5 separate regions of the Homo sapiens genome follow, and regions 1, 2, 4 and 5 are each linked to region 3. The links are chromatin contacts, found by Hi-C or POLR2A ChIA-PET in ENCODE. All regions are on one chromosome and are shown on one strand. The core of a region is the stretch at or near the end of the contact, and the rest is flanking DNA. Distances in the headings are between cores, read along the strand shown. Region 1 has its middle 93 kb from the start of NHSL1. Region 2 has its middle 72 kb from the start of LINC02941. Region 3 has its middle 73 kb from the start of TXLNB. Region 4 holds the start of NHSL1-AS1 (NHSL1 antisense RNA 1). Region 5 has its middle 49 kb from the start of LINC02941.

The links. Hi-C counts contacts between places; a loop is a spot of excess contacts on that map. ChIA-PET counts read pairs that join two places held with the same protein, here RNA polymerase II (POLR2A). Pooled maps may share reads with other maps.
Region 1: a map of naive thymus-derived CD4-positive, alpha-beta T cell shows a loop between it and region 3 (4-fold over the local background). The contact joins two enhancer-like sites. A Hi-C loop is called at or near these places in 1 of 168 maps with a recorded cell type or tissue (naive thymus-derived CD4-positive, alpha-beta T cell), 1 of 37 single-sample maps with no recorded cell type and 7 of 50 pooled maps.
Region 2: a loop to region 3 is called in a pooled map, with 7 times the contacts of the local background. The contact joins two enhancer-like sites. A Hi-C loop is called at or near these places in 2 of 37 single-sample maps with no recorded cell type and 2 of 50 pooled maps. POLR2A ChIA-PET finds 5 or more read pairs at or near these places in 1 of 52 experiments (HEK293).
Region 4: a loop to region 3 is called in a pooled map, with 16 times the contacts of the local background. The contact joins the promoter of NHSL1-AS1 here to the enhancer-like site in region 3. A Hi-C loop is called at or near these places in 2 of 37 single-sample maps with no recorded cell type and 8 of 50 pooled maps.
Region 5: a loop to region 3 is called in a pooled map, with 7 times the contacts of the local background. The contact joins two enhancer-like sites. A Hi-C loop is called at or near these places in 1 of 168 maps with a recorded cell type or tissue (lower leg skin), 1 of 37 single-sample maps with no recorded cell type and 6 of 50 pooled maps.

The regions. Positions count from the first base shown.
Region 1 is chr6:138,591,628-138,594,327 of GRCh38, reverse strand. It overlaps a transcript of NHSL1 not described here. Among named protein-coding and RNA genes, the nearest start is that of NHSL1, 93 kb to the right of the region's middle. RefSeq lists enhancers at 724-793, 822-1,116, 2,102-2,602, 2,603-2,700. Within about 2 kb of position 1,392, at least 22 of the 41 ENCODE cell types and tissues checked have a DNase peak (open chromatin) inside an H3K27ac peak, as active enhancers do.
Region 2 is chr6:139,902,473-139,905,172 of GRCh38, reverse strand. No RefSeq gene overlaps it. Among named protein-coding and RNA genes, the nearest start is that of LINC02941, 72 kb to the left of the region's middle. RefSeq lists an enhancer at 1,480-1,599. Within about 2 kb of position 1,257, at least 4 of the 41 ENCODE cell types and tissues checked have a DNase peak (open chromatin) inside an H3K27ac peak, as active enhancers do.
Region 3 is chr6:139,218,067-139,220,766 of GRCh38, reverse strand. It overlaps a transcript of TXLNB not described here. Among named protein-coding and RNA genes, the nearest start is that of TXLNB, 73 kb to the left of the region's middle. Within about 2 kb of position 1,371, at least 21 of the 41 ENCODE cell types and tissues checked have a DNase peak (open chromatin) inside an H3K27ac peak, as active enhancers do.
Region 4 is chr6:138,690,256-138,692,955 of GRCh38, reverse strand. It overlaps NHSL1-AS1 (NHSL1 antisense RNA 1), which reads right to left and starts at 1,288. Exons shown (of 4, transcript NR_033896.1): 1 at 988-1,288. It overlaps LOC124900217 (collagen alpha-1(III) chain), which reads right to left and starts at 230. Exons shown (of 2, transcript XM_047419637.1): 1 at 1-230. The coding sequence starts at 193. It also overlaps a transcript of NHSL1 not described here. RefSeq lists silencers at 162-511, 522-571 and an enhancer at 694-1,893.
Region 5 is chr6:139,925,593-139,928,292 of GRCh38, reverse strand. No RefSeq gene overlaps it. Among named protein-coding and RNA genes, the nearest start is that of LINC02941, 49 kb to the left of the region's middle. Within about 2 kb of position 1,377, at least 5 of the 41 ENCODE cell types and tissues checked have a DNase peak (open chromatin) inside an H3K27ac peak, as active enhancers do.

The sequences.
Region 1 (2,700 bases), core at 143-2,642, 630 kb after region 3:
AGCTTCATTCTCCCAAATGACTGAATAGATACTCCCACCTTGTCCTGAAATAGTTGTGAATGAGAGTCTAACTGTTCTTTGCTACTGAATACCAAAAATACTAGTACTTTAGCCAAACCCTTTCTCTGTTGCTTAGAAGCTGCTGAATCAGTGTAGTGCATTTCTCCTATTTTATCCACATCCCCCAACCACATAATTAATGTGATCAAAATAAACTGACCCCCACCACATCCCTGGAAATTTACAGCAACATTAGCATGTCAAAGGCTGGGAAAGTCCTGTAGTGAACAAGACAAAAAACCTTTTAAAAACTTTGTTTGCCCTAAGCTTATTTGCATAGGAAGATACTTTTTGCTCCTATACCTACAACTGAACAGTTTTTCCTTAACACCAGTTTGGGAAAAACTGCCCAAGTCACTTTTTGATTCAGCAGTTTTCTTAGAGTTAATTTCTGACAGCTGAACCTCTCTTTAAAATCCTCTTTGAAGTTGGACTGAATTAACAAATGGAAGGCTTGGCAAAGCAGTTTACTAATTCATAACTCTATCCCTCAGCTTTCTTTGTGTTGCTAAATACTATAATCTTTGACCCGAAAGGAAGAATACTGCTAACAAGTAAATATTTAAAAGGTCCCATGAAATATAATGTGCATGAGTTTGTGCCTGGGGAGACCGTCTACTGGAAGAAAGAAATGACTCACTTTTCATCTCCTAATGAAAGTGAGTTTGTTGTTTTACAGTAGGTTGAAAGGAAGTATTTTGAGTGCTAAGGGCTAGATTTCCTTTTATTTTTAAGTTTAGTTAGCCGTTGGCCTCACTGATTTGAGAATTGCATGTTAAGTCATAATTCCTAAGTGCGTCAGCACTCTCTCTCTGTATGAGTGAATTAGCATGATTGTGAATGAATGAACTCTGTGCTACCAAAGCCCAGCATTTGGAACAGTGAGAGGAAACGGAAACGTGACTCACTGATGTACTTGAAGACTATGAACGGGGAATCACGAACTTCAGAGCCAGACCTGAAGCATGGGAGAGTGGGCAGAGCCTGGACTGGGGCAAGGACAACGGGATTCTAGTCCTAGCAGTGCTCCTGACTGCCTCCGTGTCAGTGCTGGAATCACAGAACCCGTCTACCTCCTGTGATTAATAGGACATGTGAATTATTTGTCACTCGGATCCTTTACAGTTTCAGGATTCAATAAGTCTTTGAATTCTACTGATTCTCTGGTTTGTGTGGAAGTGGGTGTGTATGTTTTAATGGCTTTCAGATGGGATTCATCCAGGCTCCATTAAATCAACTTTATTTTTAATTTTGAAGTGAACTGCCATGACAGAGTTTGGCTAGGAAAGTCCATAACAGAAAATGAGGAAGCAAGTAAACTGATTTATAAGGCTGTGGGCAACTGACTTCCTGTGGCTGTGGCATTTGGTATATAGAATGATATATATGTGATGCTTTTGGAGAAAGGTTAATTATTGTCTACAGGCAAAATTTTTGCTCCATCACAATTGCTTTTAAAAAGCTGAAATAGCAGCTCCTAGCCACCCTGTTTCATATGTCTTACGATATTTAGAAAATATTTAGACCAGCCCACTAAAATATATCCACACACCTTTTTCCTTAAGGGCAATTACCTGCATACTTGTCAGTTTTCACTCTTTAGTTCTGGATATGTAGGGGTTTTTTTTGTTGTTGTTTTTTGTTTTTTGTTGTTTTTTGTTTTTTTGTGCGACAGTCTCGCTCTGTCGCCCAAGCTGGAGTGCAGTGGAGCAATCTTGGCTCACTGCAGCCTCCACCTCCTGGGTTCAAGTGATTCTCATGCCTCAGCCTGAGACTGTAGTAGCTGGGATTACGGGCGCCTGCCACCACCCCAGCCAATTTTTGTATTTTTAGTAGAGACGGGGTTTCCCCATGCTGGCCAGGCTGGTCTCAAACTCCTGGCCTCAAGTGATCCACCCGCCTCAGCCTCCCAAAGTGCTGGGATTATAGGTGTGAGCTACCGTGCCTGGCCTATATAGTTTTTACACAGTCATTTTTGCATATGAAGAATCTTGTGTTCTATTTTCATTCAGTTGTTTTCTTTCATGCAGGCTAAATTGACCTTGAGATGTGGGTGTGGGACCTATTAGAAATTACCTGTGCAATCTTGAAAAGTGATAATATGGGTATTTAATATTGTGTTTTGGGGAGCAGGAAACTGTAGTTTTCTTGAGGGTGATAATTAAATTCTCTTTAGTTTGATTATAGCTATGAGAATGCATTTATTGTCATGGAATAATTGAGCAAAAAACCCAAAAAACATTTTCAAATGGGAACTTTCAAAGTTACAGTCGTCTCCCTTTATCCATGAGGGATAGGTTCCAAAACCCTCGGTGGATGCCTGAAACCATGGATCCTATGGAACCCTAGATACATTATGTTTTTCCAATCTGATAACCGAGTAGTCTGTTCAGTAACTCAGGAGAGTGTGTGTCCACAGCATGGATCCGCTGCACAGAAGGATGATCCACGTGCACGTGCAGGGCTGGACAGAGCAGGACGGTGGGAGATTTCATCACGCGACTTAGAACCGCGCTCAATTGAAAACTTATGAATTAGCTGGGCAGGGTGGCTCACACCTGTAATCCCAGCATGTTGGGAGGCTGAGGCAGGCAGATCACTTGAGCCCAGGAGTTTAAGACCAGCCTGGGAAACACAGGG
Region 2 (2,700 bases), core at 8-2,507, 680 kb before region 3:
ACTTTACTGAAACTGATAAAACTACCTGCTCCCTAGCAGCCTTCACAGTTCCTGAAATTTCTAGGGCTGGTGATTTCTATTAGAAAGTACTGAAACACGTGAAAAGCAAGTAGAAGTTTATAGTGCCATTACCTTTGTGATTTTATAAATTGAGATGTAATTTTTTTAAGATTCAATTCCAAAATTAAAATTCAAATGAAGTCATTTTTAATGAGTTCATGGAAATGATACTGTCTTTATACATTTTGGTTTACTCCCACAGCTCAAGTGTTGCTTAAATCAGCTCTCAGATTTTGCCATGGTGCTTGTTCATGGGTCAGATAAGCCTGTTCTTAATGCATTGTGATCATAATGTGCTTGACATGCCCTAAGACTTATAACAGTCCAATTTTTTTCTGTGAATGTGACCTTTGTCTCTCTGGTTTCCACCTACCTGGCACCAGTGAGCTCAAATAACTATAGGTGACAATAATAGTAGTCTCTAGCTCTAGATAAAACAAACGTAATGGCTGAAATTCCCTGTTTACTAACATACCCTACATTTTCCACTTCTTTGGATATGACCCTAGGGTGTCCTAGTTTCAATTGGTGGTCATTATTTCTTTTCTCCTTAAAGCCACTGTTTTTAGAAACTTATTTCCTTAGTGCCTCAACCATGGTGAAGTTCTGGATGCTGCATTGAGGAGCTTCCAGATATTCTCATGCATTGTGAGTGATTTGTCTCCTTTCTTGATTTACCTTCTCCCTTGCTATTGTTTCTAATGATGTGGTTTCATCATACAGTGAGTGAGTTTAACATTTGCCACTGTGTCATTGAAGCCACATTCATTATGTCATCACCATCAACTCAATTCATCTTTTCTCCCCTGACAGCCTACAGTAATGGATCCCAGCCTGCCTACTTAGTAGTTGGAAGAAACCTACAGCATTAATTCAAGATAACTTGCTTGCTATTTGGTCAGGTAGCTAATGTGTTCATAAAACACAAATGTCCATTAAAATAATCACTTATGGAAAATAGTCCATTATAATTATGTATGTATGTCAATCAATAAACATGTTTTTAAAAGCTAATTTAATTGGAAATCAGTAGGACAAGGCCTATTATTGGCAGCTCAAATAGAGTGGCTTTGAGGTCTAAGTCCTTGCAACAGCCCTAGTTTCACAACACTTTTATTGTACTAATCTAGCAGTCCGACTCTGAAAACCTGAGACAAGTTCCGTGGGGGGGATGGAGAGGAAAGGGGAAAGAAAACTGAAAGCAATATAATTTTCTGTACCTATTTGAAACAATACTGAGAGCAAAGCAAATTTAACTCAGCTACTTGCTCCAGAAACTACTTGTTTCTTAAAGATAAGACTGAACCAACTAAACAGGTTACTTATAAAGACTAATAGCTTGTTTATAATGAATAGCTTCAAGACTCTGGCTTCTCTGAGCCCATTTGTCTAAATCTATTCTCTAATAAACTCTCTTCAATCCCAACCAGTACTGTTTCTTGCAAGATCTGACTTAAAAAGTCCTAGCCCAGGCCCTAAAAGTCTATTTGATATCTTACCTTGAAGTTCACCTTCTGAGACACTACTAAGATTTGTCATGGTGGTATTCTTTCTTTTTCATAAACAGGTATTTCCAGTGAACTTCTAAGGAGTCAACAGTTGACAAACCAAAAGATCCTACCAAGACCCAATCAAGATCCCTCCTTTACTGCATACATGAAGATCTGGAGAAATACATTCCCCTGAGATTTCTTGATCCTCTAAATTGGGATCGAGGGAGTGTCTCTGACCTCAAGATTGAGGTATGACTTGAATTGGGTCTGAGCTCCAATTTTGTTTTGTCAATTCACAAACATTATTTTCCCAGGGAGGGACAAAGAAGCATTTTAGGCATTTTTTTTAAAAAAGAAACATTTTAGGAATTATTAACATTTTAAAGAAGTATTTTAAATATTAGATAAAGATTTAGGTATCACATATTATATAAAGAAGACTTTTAGGAATTATTAAGTAGAAAATTGCCTATTTTTCTAACAACATGTCTTAGTGTGTTCTCACACTGCTGTAAAGAGCTTCTCTGAGACCAGGTAATTTATAAAGGAAAGAGGTTTAATTGACTCACAGTTCTGCATGGCTGGGAAGGCCTCAGGAAACTTACAATCATGGCAGAAAGGGAAGCAGGCACCTCCTCACCAGTGGCAGGAGAAAGAGTACAAGCAGGGGAAATGCCAGACATTTATAAAACCATCAGATCTCATGAGAACTCACTTACTATCATGAAAACAGCATGAAAGACACTTCCCCCATAATCCAATCACTTCCCTCTCTCTACACATAGGGATTACAATTCATGATGAGATTTGGTTGGGGACACAAAGCCTAACCATGTCACAACATTTTGGATCATCTCTGTCTTTCTGTTACAAGTCTTTAAGACGAAGCCTATAGAGAGAGGAGGTGCATAGGCCAAGTGCGTCCATCCCAAGTACTGAAGAATTTAAAAGATCATATCACGATGGCATTATTTGGACATAATTTGCATTGGGTCAGTTTTCTAAAACCTTATACATATGCTCTGAGTGGATGTATTAATAGTTTATGTATACCTTAATAAAATTGATTTAAAGTAAACATTTAAGGACTTTCCTGTGGCTTGTCTTTGTGTCCCTAGAATTGGTTTATTTAGTTTTGTCTGACCTG
Region 3 (2,700 bases), core at 122-2,621:
CATTATCTGATATAATGCAAATATTAAAGGTCAACCACGGTTGAAACTGGGCAAGTAAGTTTTATCCTATGTGCCAAAGAATCTGTCTGAGACCAAAACTGGTCTGGAAGGAAAGTGTGCCACAATAAGTTAATAACGCCAACCCTAGAAGGAGGGGAAGGGGCAGCACATATGCCAGGCATTTGTCAGACGCAGATATGATGACACACATATGGATCCAGCTCTCCGAGGAGCTACTTTGTATCCACTTAAATTTGAGAGACTCATGGCTACCTCACTCCTGCCTCCCTTTGGATGGTATACAAGGATTCACTAAAATGGCAGATATTCACCCCATAAACTAAAGTACTAGCAAAAAACAAATCCCAGTGACTTGTGGTTTCCCATCACTTTGTGTGAGAAGTTTGAATTAAATAGAAATTAAATAGTCTGTTCAGGCTTCTATAACAAAATACCATAGACGGGGTGGCTTACAAACAACAGAAATTTATTTCTTGCAGTACTAGAGGCTGAGAAGTCCAGTATCAAGGTACCAGCAGATTCAGTGTGTGGGAGATCTGCTTCTTCATAGACAGCCATCTTCTCATGGTGACTTCACATGGCAGAAGGGGCAAAAGATCTCTCTGAGGTCTCTTCTATAAGGGCACTAATCCCATTCATGAGGGGTCCACCCCCATGATCTAATTATCACCCAAAGGCCCCACTTCCTAATACCATCAGTTTGAGAGTAAGGATTTCAACATATGAATTTGAGGGGGACACAGTCAGTCCATAATATCAGTTGAGATTCAGCTGTCAGGAAATGAAGGGTAATTACGGTGACCATATTTTCTAAACCGCAAGTGAAAATGCAGTTGGACAAAGCCTAATACTCTTATATCAGCAAGAAAACAGAACATTAGAAATCAAGACTGACCAGGAAAAGCCAGCTCATAGGTATAACAAATATAATTCTGCCACCAGTTCAAGATACTCTAGATTTTTGCTGACTTGGTTTCAAGATGGGTCTTTAGAGAGTTTTCCATATTGATGAGATTTTCCAGCCCAGAGTTATAAGAAGGAAAGGCCTGCCTGCCGTCTCAGCCTCCCAGCTGCTCCCAGACACATCTGTGGGGAACCAGATAACTGACTCCTAACCTGCTTATTTTAGCCCAGTGGCTTCGCTTCCTGACGTCTCCAGTCTCATGGTCACATTCCAAAGGCCCTCACTCTGAAACTGCCTGCAAGCAGGGACAAACAGCAGCAGCTGCCACCGCACTGATAATGGGTTTGTGTTGCTGCTTGCCCAGAAAGGCTGCTTTGAGCTGATGATTTGCATTCCTGCTTGCCCAAACATACAGCCTCCGTGCGGCTGCCAGCTTCTGCACAGAGAGAACAGCAGTGCCACCTACTGAACCGCTGGAGATGTAGCCAGTGACTTGGTCAGCTCAGGCCTGCTTGTCACTAAATCTGGCAGGACTGTATACCCAGCAACTGGACTGAAAACCACCTTTGTACAGTGATTAAGTAGGCCTCCTCTTCTGCCAACTTGAGTGATTGTTTACCACTGTTAGGCTGAAAAAGTCTCAAGGAAGTTTATTTTTCTCTGAACAAATGAAACCAAATTGCAGTTGGGATCCAGGCTGTATCCCACTTCAGTGAGAAATGGGCAAGCCAGCAATTGTGGAGTTGAACATTGAATACAATTAGTGAGTACTTACCCTGTGCTAGACAGTGGGTGAGGCACCGGGATAGAAGTATGAATGAACTACACTAGACAAGCAATAGAAAGATAACGAACCTATACCAGTATTCCACAATTGACAAAATATACTCAAAGAACTCAGCCACAATTTACACCACAGAGAGTATATCTCCAGGGATGGAATTTGGGGGAACCAGCTTTCTATTTTCCCATGGGTTCCATTGCTGCTGTTGCCAAGCTGAGATCCAGAAGCCATGATGACTTCTTCAATGGTTTTTTGGGTTTTTATAAATCATCAATTAACAAATAATATTATGGAATCTTTTTTTTTTAGACAGAGTTTTGCTCTGCCACCCAGGCTAAAGTGCAATGGTGCAATCTCAGCTTACTGCAACCTCCACCTCCCAGGTTCAAGCGATTCTCCTCCCTCGGCCTCCCAAGTAGCTGGGATTACAGGCATGCTCCACCATGCCTGGCTAATTTTTTGTATTTAGTAGAGACAGGGTTTCACCTTGTTGGTCAGGCTGGTCTCGAACTCCTGACCTCAGATGATCCACCCACCTTGGCCTCCCAAAGTGCTGGGATTACAGGTGTGAGCCACCACGCCTGGCCTATATTTGGAATCTTCTTCACAAAATTGCTGCTTTGCAGATGCCCTAAGTATCTGCTTGGCCTTCCTCTTGGAAAATCTTACCTGGACAACTCTCAAAGTGCTAAATCTTTTTGCAGTATTCACAAACTCATCTATGTGTGTTAATAGCACATTTCTGACAATTATTAATAAAGTATATTTTATATGTTTTTGGTGTCTAATAACATCAGAAAACCTTACTTAAATATGTGCATACATACAAACGTACTTGTACTTGCTTATGTAAGTTAGTAATTAAGCACCCTATTAAGTCGAGAACCCAACACATACTGAATTGGTCACACATTTGCTGCTGAGCAGCAGAAGCTGAACACCCTAAAGGGGACCCTACCATACTGAAAGACACTAATGCTTCAGCCACCGT
Region 4 (2,700 bases), core at 39-2,538, 530 kb after region 3:
CGCTCGCCCGCGCGCCCGTCCGTCCGTCCGTCCTTCCTGCCCGCCCGGCCTCTCCCCTGCGGGCAGGGGCCGCCAGGCTTCCCTCGGCGCCCCGCCGCTGCCCGGGACTTCCTTTGTGTTGGATGCAGGCTGGCGCCCCGCGCCGACGGGAGGCAGACTGAGGGATCCCGCGCCGCCGGCCCGCCCCCGCCATGCCCTTCCACCAGAGGACCCTGGAGCCCGCGCGGCTGCGCCGGCCCGAGGCGGCGGGGGCCGGGGCTGCGGGCGCGCCACTCTTCCGCTCGCTGGAGCAGGTCAGCTCGCATGCCCTGGGCTGCCTGCTGGCGCAGCTGGCCGACCTGTCGCGCTGCGCCGGGGACATCTTCGGCGAGCTCGAGGGCCAGGCGGCCGCGCTGGGCCACCGCACCGCCGCGCTGCACCGCCGCCTCGACGCCCTGCAAGCCGCCGCTGCGCGCCTGGACCACCGCCGAGTGAAAATCCGTGAGTGGCCGGCGGGCCGGGGGAGGGGAACCGGCGGGGGAGGCACCCGGAGAGCTGCTCCCGCCCGCCCCCTGGCGGCCCTGGGTCGGCGCGGGGGCCGCGGAGCCCCGCGATGTCGGGGTCTCCAGTGGGGACTGCCGGACCCCAGCGGGAGGCTGGGCAGGTGGCAGGGGCGCAGAGCGCTCTGTGACTTTCGGACTCCTGGAGGGTCTTGGCTACCTCGAGAGAGTGGGCGCGGAGGGTGGGAATTGGACAGTCCCCTTGTCTGCTCCTTCTGTCTGTCTGTGTCTGTCTGTTTGGGAGACCCCGGGGCGCTGTAGACAGAGGAGAGCCAAGTTCGTGGGAAAACTGTCACAGGCAGGTAGCCTGTTGGAAAAGCCAGGGGAGAATATAAATTTGGGCATATAGTAGTTACAGTTTTGGAGACTTCAGGACGATCCGTTTGTAAAACCCTGGGGATCTCGGCGAGCGTTGGGGCTGCTTGCCACCTCTCTTCCCGCCGCCTACCTGTGTTCTTACCGACAAGCAAAACTATGCAGACTTTAAGGGTTTTCCCATTTGGCGCAGAATTTTCTTTCTTCTCCCAGACTGACCCACCAGCTCTTTGTGATTCAGAAGACGTTGACCTTGAGTTCAGGCTCTGAATCCCATTCATCTTTGTCCGGCTTCCTCCAACCCTGAAAGTCAAGTCTATGTCCTGATATAGTGATCTCTCCGGTGATCCATTTCATTTCAGCAGCTTAACTGGCTCCGGTGAATGAAGCAACTGGAATTTCCTGCTGGCCCAAAGCAGAGAAACTTTCAGTGTGATGTCTCTGTGGTTTCTCCCTTTTAAGTACGTGAACTTGGTCATAATCCTAAGTGTAAAGAATAAATTGGAGATGGTTGATGGATTGCTGGGTGGGAGGGGAGATGTTGATGTAACACACGCCTAGATTTCAGCAGCTCTGGATGAAATAGTTTTTTCTCCTAGAATCACTTCATATGCAATCTCGAATAGCTCGTTTTCCAGCTAGCTAGAAAAACTTAGCTATATTTTAACTACCTTACAGCCTAAGAGTTCAAAATTTTCAATTATTTAATTTCAGTGAGATTGCTTGCTATAATACATCTTTCTCCAAGTTGTATAATTAATTCGTGGCAGTTTTACATTTTTGCGTTCATCTCTTTGATTGTGCCGTCAACACATTCATATGAATTGTGGACAGTTCCCAACCTGGGAGAGCGTCCCCCTCCAAGAAAAAAAAATCAGTGGGGAGGAATCAAAGTGATCTCATAAGGTTGTTGACATAATCAGAATATATCTACTTAATGTGAGTGATGACTTCATGCATATGGTAGGATACACTGTCCTAGTAGGATGTCATGGTCTATGCGGCAATCACGAGTTGCTTCTATGCGTTTTCTGTCTAGGGTGTAGGTACGTGGGAGAACCAGAATTTTACCCTTGACAAAGAATGTGATGAGGGAGATCTGATTGATAGGTGAACTGATCTATTGTGGGAATTAAAAAACAAGAGGAAACTCCCTGAAGGTCAAGAACTCCTTCCTTTACTAGTTTGGTTTTACATTTAAATGTATCACTTTTCTCTGTTCTTTAGTACATATGCCCCAATAGGCTACTGTCCATAGCCAGAAATCCCCCAAATTCTCCATATTAACTAAGGTTGTTCTAATTACAGTAACTGAAATAACTCTTTTCAAAACTTTTCACAAGTTTGTTTGAATCTTAAGTGGTTGTGATTTCATACCTGTCTTCCAGGCTGGAGTGCTGTGGTGCAATCTCAGCTCACTGCACCCTCCGCCTCCTGGGTTCAAGCAATCCTCCTGCCTCAGCCTCTAGAGTACCTGGGATTACAGGCGCCCGCCACCACGCCCGGCTAATTTTTGTATTTTTAGTAGAGACAGGGTTTCGCCATGTTTGTCAGGCTGGTCTTTAACTCCCAACCTCAGGCGATCCACCTGCCTCGACCTCCCAAAGTGCTGGGATTACAGGTGTGAGCTACCACACGTGGCCCCATTTTTTTTTTTTTAATAATCATGCAAGAAGGCTTTTTATTGAATATAATTATGCCTGAGTATAAATGTACATGTAGAGAAGAAAGCTGACTATCAAGACATTAATTTTTGTGGTTTCTTTCACCTTCACACACTTTGCTTTTTTATGTGCTTAAAAGCAGTGAAATGCCTATGCATTACCATCTGTTAGGATTCTTTTAA
Region 5 (2,700 bases), core at 128-2,627, 710 kb before region 3:
ACGAAAGTACCATTATACAGGAACTGACCAGAGTATGAATGAAAGCTCAAGTGAGTTTCAATGGCAACTTTTTCCTCCAACACTGAGGAGATAAGGAAAGGGAAAGAATTTCAGTTAGCCAGGGATGTTAAGGGGTGTACATCTCTACCACTTCAGGCATGAGACACACCAATGGCAAAGGAGGACTGGGGTGTTATCTTGACAGCCACTTACCCTTAGAAACCCTTTTCCCTTCTAGCAAGCCAGAAGAAAAACAGAACTATCAGGGATCCTCAGAGGGACATGAACAGGCTGCCAGGCAAAATGTGTGTGCTGTGGTCCAGTATGTCCCAGAGAAAGGCTGCAAGTAAGCCCCAGCCAGTACTATAGGTCCAATGGGGCTGAGTGCAGCCTGACTCCTCTGAGGCAAGGAGAGATGGGGAGGTGGGGGTGGGGAGCCTCATCACATCTAGAGTGAGGGAGTGCTCAAGGGTGGGGTTTTTCAAGGGGTGCCAGCAAGACAGGGCAACCCCACCCAAAGAGATCTTTTAAAATGATAGATAAAATCCAATCCCACATTTACAGTGAATCTGAAATTAAACTGTGGCGGCATAGTCAATTGCCTCCAGTAATTCTATACCTAAAGCATACAACTTTCAAATTCCTTAGGGGCTGATTTTGCGTCCAGATAAAAATCTCATTACAAAATGGCTTCTCCTTGGAAGAGTTTAGACCCCAGGAAGAGGGATTTGTCCCAGGGACCCATTCCCAAGATGGGGGTGCAAATGAAACACTGTATGAAATGTGTCTGGCCCATAGGAGGCACTCAATGCCTGCTAGTGCCTTAATGTAGTTCTATTCATTTCTCCATTCTTCCAGAAAATATAGATTTATTGAATGTCTCCTATGTGGCAAGTATTGGCCGTGGTCCTAGAACTAAGCAATGACTAAGAGAGGGAAATCCACATGCTCATGGAATAAAAAGAGCAGTTTTGACCTGTGCTTTAAATGAGTTATTCCAGACATGGTCTTGGCAGTGCAGCTTGTTAGAAAGAGCACTTTACTAGGAGTTAAAAAGATTGGAATTCAACTTCTACCATTAATTAGTTATGATTTTGGAAAAGCCATTTAATGCCCTTCGATGTCAGTTTCTTTGGAAAAGAAGAAAAAAAGGAACTTTGGATGTATAAGTTCTAAAGCCTCTTTTGTCTGAGCATAGGTAACTACATGTTTATCAAACATGTGTCCTTGGGCTTGTTCATGCCATGCCAAGTTCACTAGCCTTTTCGAAAGTGCTGTTTTTCTTGCCTGACCCTATTACCACTCTCTCTTTATGCCTAGCTGACTAATAAAGGCAGCAGAGTTCTTTCAGCCCACTTTTAGTCATGATCCTGTGGCAAAACAGTTTGCAGATCAAAGTGACTACCAAGACTTAGAGTGCAACCATTGACAAACAGGTCTCGGTTACCCTCTCCAGCAGTGGACACTGCTCAGAAGCTGTCTACACCATGATTTAACACTGTGACCTTGTTTTGAAACAGTTCTTTTTGACACCAGATGTCCAACAATGGCTATGTTCGCAGACCTTGCACAGTACCTGCAATATTCATGGATGTCATTTTGCTCCAAAATGTGCTATATCAACAGCCTGTCTCAACACCATCTCCTGTCTCAGGTTTCCTGAGAAAAGGAAGGCACTGGGGTGAAATGAGGAGACTCCACTGGATTGATGGGTGAGCCTCAGCCTTATCTAGATTCCCCTATGTTTCAGGGTAGTTTTGTGCACTTTGGTGATGCTGAGAACAGATTGATGCCAATAAGCCATTTGAGATAAGAACTAATTGGAAACAGAAGGTTGAAGAATGATTATGTTGGGAATGAGCAAAGGGGACAGACAAGTAATTATTCCGGCAGAATTTCTTTACACAAAACGCAGATGGAAGAGGGAACAAAATTCCAAAGTCCGTGGCAGAAGTACGCAGCTGCACATTTCTTTTTTGCGGAAAAGCAAACAGAGTGATTCACTGGGTTGGTAATGGGCTTCGGGGATCCCTAGGGATTCACAATGTGCTGGCAGCCCACAGCATGTAAAATAACTCAGTGGCCTCTGTGTACTTCGCCTCCTCAACTGGCTGTAATTGTGAAGCACATGGACAAGATGGAAGGGAAGGACTGAGGAGAAGCGGCCTCCTGTTTACACATGAATCACGGTGGTGGTGTGTTGCAAAGAAGGCAGAAACAGCAACGCATACATATTCCACATTTGTAACAAGCCATAGATCAGACTGGACTGCACACTTCCATTCATAAATATGAGCTCATAACAAATAGAAATCAGGGAAAGTAGAATCTTGCACAATATTCCTCAAAATTATTATAGAGTCATCAGGCTGCAGTTAAATCGAGCTCTGTGATTTCAAAACTATGATTTGATTTGAAAGGCAAAGACAATAATAATTAGTAATCAGGGTAGAAAACTGAGCATCCACCCCCACCCACAAAGAAAAATCCATCAGCAGCAGTTTTACTCAGCGAGGCTAATTAAAAGCTGTCTAACACTGTAATGCGTACAAAAATACAAAATAAAGACAGAAAACCTTGCCTAGTTTTGGTCTCAGACTTAAACGATATCTTCCTTTGGCTATTTGTGTGTGTATATATATAAATATATATTTATAGTCAACAGTGATTTAAGGACAAACGCATTCAAAAAACATTCAA